Linked DNA regions of Homo sapiens: region 2 is linked to region 1. Evidence: read pairs that join two places in POLR2A ChIA-PET (ENCODE). Cell type or tissue: MCF 10A. All regions are shown on one strand. Region 1 has its middle 210 kb from the start of TXNL1. Region 2 overlaps TXNL1 (thioredoxin like 1).

What was found. ChIA-PET counts read pairs that join two places held together with the same protein. Peaks named below come from ENCODE experiments on the same cell type or tissue, not always from the same donor. Only the 100,000 strongest peaks of a DNase experiment are listed, where the experiment ranks them.
Region 2: POLR2A ChIA-PET joins it to region 1 with 5 read pairs; 2 of 35 experiments call an interaction of 5 or more read pairs at or near these places.

The regions. Positions count from the first base shown.
Region 1 is chr18:56,428,850-56,433,849 of GRCh38, reverse strand. No RefSeq gene overlaps it. Among named protein-coding and RNA genes, the nearest start is that of TXNL1, 210 kb to the left of the region's middle. In MCF 10A, no CTCF peak of the experiment used is centred here; a DNase peak (open chromatin) is centred at 2,109.
Region 2 is chr18:56,596,492-56,601,491 of GRCh38, reverse strand. It overlaps TXNL1 (thioredoxin like 1), which reads left to right. Exons shown (of 8, transcript NM_004786.3): 8 at 1-4,283. Among named protein-coding and RNA genes, the nearest start is that of TXNL1, 40 kb to the left of the region's middle. In MCF 10A, no CTCF peak of the experiment used is centred here; no DNase peak of the experiment used is centred here.

The DNA of each region.
Region 1 (5,000 bases):
CTCTTCCGTATCATTAATGAGGATATCAAATAAGACCAGGTCAAGCATCAATTCATGAAGCTCCCTTCTTTATCCTCCCTGCCCCTGCACCTTCCCTGTTGCATTTTCTCACAACTCAGCGACCATTTACTGTCACTTTGGCCTGCCAGGCCTTCAAGCCATTTCTTGGTCCTTGTCACAAGTCATAACCAAGATAATCTAAGTGAATTTGTCAAAGAGCATTTAATGAGACACTGTGTTAAATGTGCTGCTCTAATCACAGAGTATTAGCTGCATTTCCTTTGACCAACTAATTTTTCAGTTTTCTCAGTAAATAGTTTCCTGAGGCAAGCATTCAAACAAATTTTAATAAATCCCAGTGTTGGTAGAGCTTTATCTTGGGGAAAAAAAACCCCGACGATACCACTTACTTTATAACTACAATATTTCTGTGAGAGGTGTGAAAACATACAAACATACATATATTTTATAGGTGGGGTTAAATGATTCATCTAACGCACCCAAACAAGACACTTGAGTCCACAAACAAGTCCTGATCCTGTCTCTGATTGATTTCCAATGTCCACTTGTTTCCACCACCCCATAAAGGCTTTTAAAACCTATCTGGCTGATACGGTTTGGCTGTGACCCCACCCAAATCTCATCTTGAGTTGTAGCTCCCATAATCCCCATGTGTTGTGGGAGGGACTCAGTGGGAGGTAATTGAATCATGAGGGCAGGTTTTCTCGTGCTGTTCTCGTGATAGTGAATAAGACTCTTGCGATCTGATGGTTTTATAAAGGGCAGTTCCCCTCCTCACGCTCTCTTGCCTGCCGCTATGTAAGACGTGCCTTTGCTCCTCCTTCACCTTCCGTCATGATTGTAAGGCCTCCCCAGCCAAGTGCAACTGTGAGTCCATTAAGTCTCTTTTTCTTTACAAATTGCCCAGTCTCAGGTATGTCTTCAGTATATATCCGTATCATGCACTGGATATGGAGATAACCATCCTTCCTGATACTAGGTACTAGGCAGCAATACCTTGACTTTGCTAGAATCAATCCCCCCAGCCCAATTTATTTTTTAATTCATCAAACATATCTTTTTACTTTCATAATAAATGGAACAAGAAATTATGAAAATGTTATTAAGGCATCTTAATGCCTAAGATATATGGAAATATAGAACCTGAGAGTTGGAAAAGACATTAGAAGTTATCAGTTTAGGCCTTCTTAATCTGGGGTCTGTGGGTGTCTTGAAATTCTGTGTGCTTTTCTGCGTACCTGTGCATTTGCTTCCATGGCTTTTGACAGCATCTCCCAGGATACCACAGTCCAACTCTTGTTTTCAAAAGGAATGTGAACCCTGAGATGGGCAGATCATCTAAGGTCAGGAGTTCAAGACCAGCTTGGCCAACATGGTGAAACCCTGTCTATACTAAAAATACAAAAATTAGCCAGGCAAGGTGGTGCATGCCTATAGTCCCAGGTGCTTGGTGGGGTGAGACAAGAGAATCACTTGAACCTGGGATGTGAAGGTTGCAGTGAGTTGAGATCGCACCACTACACTCCAGCCTGGGTGACGGAGCAAGATCCTGTCTCAGAAAAAAAAAAAAAAAAGGAATATGGACCACTGAGAGTTGAAATTGTTTAATGGTAATGCAACCCACCAAGTATTCCCGGCTGTGGTCTACCTCTGGACACATTTATTTATCCACGCAGATGTGAAAACAAGCAGGCAAGCCATGGTAAGCTTGGGAGGCCTCCAAAGTGAGCCTTCTGCAAACTATGAGCTTTTCCAGGCCTTGGTATCTAAGTTTCCCTTTTCTTTCAGCCCGTGCCACGTATGTTGATTGATGCTCCCAACACCTCAAAATAGCCCTTTCCATTGGTGGACAGAGAGTTCTTAGAAAGTCTTTTTTTTAGAAAAAAATATTGAATTAAAAATAATCTTCCAGGACTATGAGCAAGCCATCTAATAACTTTTCCACACAGCACAATTCTTCTATTTGATGGTAGCCTCTATGTCCTCCCAAGAGATCTTTTGTATGAACATCTTTAGTTCTCACAACAGGTACTAAGAGGATGTGGTTTTAGCCATTCAACTCACCCAGCTGACCTCTCCTGGACACCCTCCAGCTTTTCAACATTCTCCTTAATGAGTCAGTCACTTGGAACTTAAGCCAGGTGTACTCTAACCTGTTAATGTGCAGTTGATTTCTAAAGCTTTTTAAAAAATCAATCAAGCAATCAGCAAGAGTTTATATCCTTTAAATGCTTCATATAAATACTTAAAGTCTGAAGGCAAAACAAGATGTAGAGAGACTCAGGGATGTATCAACATGCACAAGTTTAAGGGGGGAGAAGCAATTTTATCAATTCTTGGTTCTTGAAGCCCTCATGAGGAAAGGAAGTGTGGTTTTAAATAGTGTGCAGAGACACCTAAAACAGCGGTTCTTCAGCATGGGAAATACTGTAGCCACACTAGCACAAATCAAGTCAGTGGTACTAAACTCTACTGGTGGTCATTGTATTCACTACTGTCATGCATTCATGGGAAAATAAATGCTAGTTTTACTTAAGAATGTTCTTAATGAAGCAATAACAATTATTAAGGTTATTAAATCTCAGCTCTTGAGTATATCTTTTTTGGGTTCTGTGGAAAGTGTGTGTTTATTTCTTTTTTGTTTTAAAAATAGGCATTCTGACGGGTGTGAGATGGTATCTCATTTTGGTTTTGATTTGCATTTCTCTAGCGATTAGTGATATTGAGCATTTTTTCATATGCTTGTGGGCTACATGCATGTCTTCTTTTGAAAAATGTCTGTTCATATCCTTTGCCCACTTTCTAATGGGGTAGCTTGGGTTTTGCTTGCAAATTTGTTTAAGTTCCTTATAGATTCTGGATAGTAGACTTTTGTCAGTTGTATAGTTTGCAAATATTTTCTCCCATTCTGTAGACTGTCTGTTTACTCTGTTGATAGTTTCTTTTGCTGTGCAGAAGCTCTTTAGTTTAATGAGATTCAATTTGTCAATGTTCATTTTTCTTGCAATTGCTTTTGGTGTCCTTGTCATGAAATTTTTGCCAAATCCTATGTCCAGAATGGTATTTCCTTAGTTATCTTCTGGTGTTTTTATAGTTTTAAGTTTTACATTTGTCTTTAATACATCTTGACTTGATTTTTACATGTGGTATAAGGTAGGGGTCTAGTTTCAATCATCTTCCTATGGCTAACCAGTTATCTCAGCACCATTTATTAAGTGGGGAGCCCTTTCCCCATTTCTTGTTTTTGTCAGCTTTGTCAAAGATCAGATGGTTGTAGATGTGTGGCACTATTTCCGCACTCTGTCCTCTGTTCCTTTGGCCTATGTGTCTGTGTTTGTACCAGTACTGTGCTGTTTTGGTTATTGTAGCCCTATGGTATAGCTTAAAGTTGGGTAATCTGATGCCTCCAGCTTTGTTTTTTTTTGCTTAGGATTACCTTGGCTATTCGGGCTCTTTTTTGGTTCCATATGAATTTTAAAATAGTTTTTTCTAATTCTACGCAGAATGTCATTGGCAGTTTGATAGGAGTAGCATTGAATCTGTAAATTGCTTTGGGCAGTATGGCCATTTTAACAATATTGATTCTTCCTATCCATACACATGGAATGTTTTCTATTTGTTTGTGTCATCTCTGATTTCTTTGGGCAGTGTGAGATCTTCACTTCCTTGGTTAGCTGTATTCCTAGGTATTTTATTCTTTTTGTGGCAGTTGTAAATGGGATTGCATTCCTGATTTGGCTCTCGCCTTGGATGTTGTTGGTATATAGGAATGCCGGTGATTTTTGAATGTTGATTTTGTATCCTGAAACTTTGGTGAAGTTGTTTATCAGATCAAGGAGCTTTTGGGTAGAGACTATAGGGTTTTCTAGATATAGAATCATCTTTTCTGCAAGCAGGGATAGTTTGACTTCCTTTTTTCCTATCTGGATGCCTTTTATTTCTTTCTCTTGCCTGATTGTTCTTGCCAGAACTTCCAATACTATGTTGAATAGGAGTGGTGAGAGAGGGCATCCTTGTCTTGTGCCAGTTTTCAAGGGAATGCTTCTAGCTTTTCCCTAATCACATGATGTTGGCTGTGTTTTGTAATAGATGGCTCTTATAATATTTTGTAGTATGTTCCTTCAATACCTAGTTTACTGAGGATTTTTAACATGAAGCAGTGTTGAATTTTATTGAAAGCATTTTCTGCATCTATTGAGATAATCAGGTGGTTTTTGTTTTTAGATCTCTTTATGTGATTAATCACATTTATTGATTTGCATATGTTGAACTAAACTTGCATCCCAGGGATACAGCCTAGTTAATAATGGTGGATTAGCTTTTTGATGTGCTGTTGGACTCAGTTTGTTGGTACTTTGTTGAAGATTTTTGTATCTATGTTCATCAAGGATATTGGTCTGAAGTTTTCTTTTTTTGTTGTGTCTCTGCCAGGTTTTGGTTTCAGGATGATGTTGGCCTTACACAATGAGTTGAGAAGGAATTCCTCCACCTTATTTTTTTTTTAATAGTTTCAGTAGGAAGAGCATCAGCTCTTCTTTATACATCTGGTAGAATTTGGCTGTGAATCTGTCTGGTCCTGGGCTTTTTTTTGGTTGGCAGGCCTTTTATTACTGATTCAATTTAGGAACTTGCTATTTACCTGTTTAGGAATTCAATTTCTTCCTGGTTCAGTCTTGGAAAGTTGTATGTGTCCAGGAATTTATCAATTTCTTCTAAATCTTCTAGTTTGTGTGCATACAGGTGTTCATAGTAGTCTCTGATGGTTTTTTGCATTTCTGTGGAGTCAGTGGTAACATCTCTTTTTTCATTTCAAATTGTGTTTATTTGGATCTTCTTTTTTTCTTAATTAGTCTAGCTAGTGGTTAATCTACCTTGTTAATTTTTTCAAAGCAACAACTCCTGGATTCATTAATCTTCTGTATTTTTTGTGTGTATTTCAATTTCTTCAGTTCAGCTCTGATTTTGTTTATTTCTTGTCC
Region 2 (5,000 bases), 170 kb before region 1:
ATTAATATGCAGGGTTTTGGTTTACAGTTTTGTACACTTAACCTTTCTGAGTAATTGTTAAAGTGCCTCATCCTAAGTATTGCTGACCTTTTCCTATTTATACTTGATAGTTTGAAAACCCAGTGAAACAAATTTCGTATTTGTAAAGGATTGGACATCAGATTTATATTGTCTATGTGACTCTTCTATAACAATTAGTTGCAGTATGCAAGTATTACATAATTCAAATTGTAAATAGTGAAAAATGAACGTTTATAGGTAACTATAACGTTTCACTTAATGGGAAATCTTACTATTATAAATGTGCATAATTGGCATTTAAAATATCAAACTGAAATGCTGTTTTCTCCTAAAACAGTATATATATATACACACATATGTATATGTAACATTTATATATAACACTGAATTTTCCAGATGAATAAGAGCATTTGAAAAAATGTAACTCTAGTTATTTTAACTGAAGTTATTTATTAGTGCATCTAGAAAACTGGTATTCAGTTTCTTGTTCATTTTGTCGGACATAGCAAAAAAGAATTTCATGATCTCTGTATTTTGATACATTGACATCAGGTGCTTTTGATGAGAAACAACAGTGAAATATCGTGTTCATAATAGAAACGAAAGTCAGGTATTGCAGTAGGAAGTCTTTGTCAGCTTAATGCTGAAGCCAAGAGTAGCACAAGGTACCACATTCTTGTGCCCACGACAGGCTTTTATAATCCTTCTGAGTTCTCTTTGACATCAAGCCCCACGTTGTTCCCCAGTCTCAATATTCTGTTGGAGGCAGCCACGTAACAATTAGAGTTGAAACCTGCCCCACGTTGTTCCCCAGTCTCAATATACTGTTGGAGGCAGCCACGTAACAATTAGAGTTGAAACCTGCCCCACGTTGTTCCCCAGTCTCAATATACTGTTGGAGGCAGCCACATAACAATTAGAGTTGAAACCTGCCCCACGTTGTTCCCCAGTCTCAATATTCTGTTGGAGGCAGCCACGTAACAATTAGAGTTGAAACCTGCCCCACATTGTTCCCCAGTCTCAATATTCTGTTGGAGGCAGCCACGTAACAATTAGAGTTGAAACCTGCCCCACTTTGTTCCCCAGTCTCAATATTCTGTTGGAGGCAGCCACGTAACAATTAGAGTTGAAACCTGCCCCACATTGTTCCCCAGTCTCAATATTCTGTTGGAGGCAGCCACTTAACAATTAGAGTTGAAACCTGTCTGCCATCCTTTGTCTCAATGTTTGAGGATGTATGCAGTGTTTTTGGCAGCGATTATAGGAATGCAGTTGTTTATTTGGCCTCAGCAGTTTATTTATGGCTGCAATTAATATCCCTGATCATGGGCTTTTAAACCTAAAATAGTTCAGATCCTCCCTTGTTCCTCTTAATGTCTAAAAGCTTTGATTCTGTAATAAGAATAAAGTGTTGGAGTTGAATAAATTAGTTACACCCTTTGTAAGCTTTAAAAACATGAAATTTAAGGCTTACTCATGTTGCTTGTATTGATACTCATATAGTTCAATTTAGTAGGTTAATTTTTGTGTTAGGTATATCTCTTCTGGAACTGATAATTTGTAATCTTAGACTATTTTTTTTTTAAGATAAGTAACTTAGAGTAAGAAATCCAGCTGGGAACAGTGGCTCATGCCTGTAATCCCAGCATTTTGGGAGGCCGAGGCGGCTGGATCACTTGAGGTCAGGAGTTTGAGACCAGCCTGGCTAACATGGAGAAACCCTGTCTCTACTAAAAATACAAAAAATTAGCCAGGCATGGTGGCAGGTGCCACACCCAGCTACTTGGGAGGCTGAGGCAGTAGAATCGCTTGAACCCGGGAGGCGGAGGTTGCAGTGAGCCAAGATCGCATGACTGCACACTAGCCCGGGCAACAGAGTGAGACTGTCTCAAAAGAAAAAAAAAAAAAATCCATTCACAGAACTGCTAAAGAAAAACTAGAGGAATATTTTGCTCATTTAGCTTTAAAACTCATTATTAGAGGTGTGTATTTTACAGTTTTGTAAATATAGATTATGCTTTATAATACACATAAAGCAAGTATATATAACATGCATATAGTAAATAAATTTTAAAATATTGACTATTCCCCAGTTAAGCCTATACTTCTTAAGGAAGACTACTGATGTCATTTTAAGCATGTTTCAAAATTCAAGTTTTATTTTTGATCAATAAGGTTTTTTTTTTTTTTTAACATGCTCAGCACTATAGGAATAAGAGGACAGTGGAGATTTGTAGGCTAATAAGATCGCTTTTAAACTTTGTGGTCCATGTAAAATTATTAGTTGGAGAATGTGTAATTAGAGAACTATAAGATAAAGAGATAACCTTTAGAATTTGAATGTACTAAAATTGTACACAGCTTGGAATATTAAAATCTTAAGGATATGCAATGTTAAAACTGCTAGAGTATTTTTCCTTCGTGCTTGCTATGCTTCTCTATGGGAAGAGGAATTTTATTTTGGAATTATTTCTAAGTTGAACAGACCAGAATTAATTGTGAAAACATGATCTGTTGGTTTATAATTGGACACGCATTTGGAGATACTGGCTCATCATACTACCTAGGAGCAAAATCTCTGAAGTTTGAATCCCTGCTCTTCCACTTGTTAGCTGTGTCATCTTGAGCAAGTAACATCCTTCAGAGCTCAAATTTCTTCTTGTGTAAAAATAGGAACATCTATCTCTTAGACTTGTTCTGAAGATGCGCCTTACTTTGTATCTGGAACAAGGATAAGTATCTTCTGTATCCTGCTCTCAGCTGTCACTGCTTTTTAGGCCATCATTACTTGCTTGGCATACTGCAGTGCCTCCTAATTGTCTCTTTGTTTCTGCTCTGGCCTCTCTCATGTATCCCCCACATGGCCGCTGGTTCTCTTTTCTTTATGGGGTCTTTGTAATGTAATCTCTCCTCCTCTAGCCTCCCCATGCCCCTCATTTCTCCAGTGTGCTGTGCTGTATTACCAGGTAGCAGAACGTACCCTAATATCGCATGCCTTCCTCTGACCTAACTTTTCCATCTGACCAATTCCTACTTATCTACAAGGCTCAGTCCAAGGAAAACTGATACCGGGAATAATCATAACAATTGTGCACGCCTCCTCAGCTGCTATGACACCTTGCCATTATTTCATCCGGATACTTATCAAGCTACTTGTAATGATCTGTAGTCTTATTTGGACTACTAGATTGTGAGCTGTAATACAAGTATTTTGTCTCTAGTATTAAGCCAGTTTATTTGGTTTCTATCATTAAATACAATGTTGAAAAAATTCTCAGGGTCCAAGGGGAGATGCTTGGGTTGAGTCAGAGATAAAGTAGGAATATGCAGTTGAGGAAGGTAAGGAAGATAATTTAGCTGAAGTAAAGGAAAAGTGCATAGTGTGTTCATAGAGTGGGAGTTAAGTGTAAGAGACATTCTAGGGAAGTGAAGGAGAAGCTGAAAGAGCAAGTAGAGACGGTAAGGTGAAGCTCCTCTTGCCATGTGAAAGAGATCAAACTTTCTCCTTAATTTATGGGAGGAGCGAGCATAGAGAAGTCTGTGATGTCTCACAAGGTTCTCACTTTTACAATTGAATATAGAAGTAGCTCTTAGGAGAAGCAGAACGTTCAGAGGGGAAGATGAATATGGTTTTGGGTACATTGCCTTAAATTGCATTTTTGGTATTTGGGTGGCGATGTCTAGTAAGTAAAAAGCCAGGAATGTGATTTTAGAGCTTAGAGCTAGAAGCAAGGAACTAGGAGTTGTTTAGATGATGAAAACTGAAATATGTATATGAATGGGAATTTTTAGAATATAAAGGGAGAGAATGAAACTAAGGAGCAAATGTTAGGGAATCCTAAGAAATATTAAAGAATTGGGAAAAGAGGAACCTGGAAGGTAGAGTAGTAAACAGGAAAGGGAGGAAAAACAGGAGGTGGTAATAAAGTAGTGTTAATGAATCCAAGAGGGAGCAGTCACCATCTTCAAATGTGATATTGAAATTAGCTGGGATGTCCAGTTGTTTAATCCATTAAATTGTGGAAACAGTCTTTCTAGTGCTTAATTATAGGAATCATTGATCATATTAATAAACTTTCAGTTGAAGCATCAGCAGATAATTATTCCAAAACCCTCTGGCAAAGAAATGTAGATGCTTTTATAGTCTACCATTGAACACAGTTTTACATGACACTTGGCAAAACTTGGAGATGGATGGCACTATTTTGTAAGAGAATATGAAACACTGCTTTGAAGTTGTCATTAAAGGATCTTATCAGGTGCTTTTTCTCTTGTATTTTGTTTATAAATTTTGTCCTATCTGTCATTCTAGTACTGTTTTTCTTGATTGCTTTTGTTCTCTTAAAAGTTTCTAATTTCACATCACAAAGATGATTCCTGTTAGAGTCCTGAATGGGTCATTGAGTTGCCTTAGTAATAAGGGTTCTAATTTTGGGGGGCATTATCAAATATATTAATTGTTAATACCTGCTCTTCTGGGGTTTCCAGTAAAAAGGAACTCCTTCATTAGATCCCTGTAATCTCCCTGTGACAAAGTATAGTAGAGATAGTATCATAGTTTCATTTCTCTGGTCATATAATTATCTCAAAGGAATTGACACATTGACAGTATTAAGGATGCTGCTGCATGAGTTTAGCCTCGACTGCAGGTGACTTTTACTTTTAAAAATGGGTATTTAACTCAAAACAGACAATGGCAGGGAGCCTGGGCATAAATGCATAGGCCAACTGGAACCCCATTAAAAATTCCTCGGCCAGGCGTGGTGGCTCACACCTGTAATCCCAACACTTAGGGAGGCCGAGGCAGGCAGATCACCTGAGGCCAGGAGTTCAAGACCAGCCAGGCCAACATGGTGAAACTGTGTCTCTACTAAAAATACAAAAATTAGCCAAGCATAGTGGTGTGTGCCTGTAATCCCAGCTACCCGGGAGGCTGAGGCAGGAGAATGGCTTGAACCTGGGAGGTGGAGGTTGCAGTG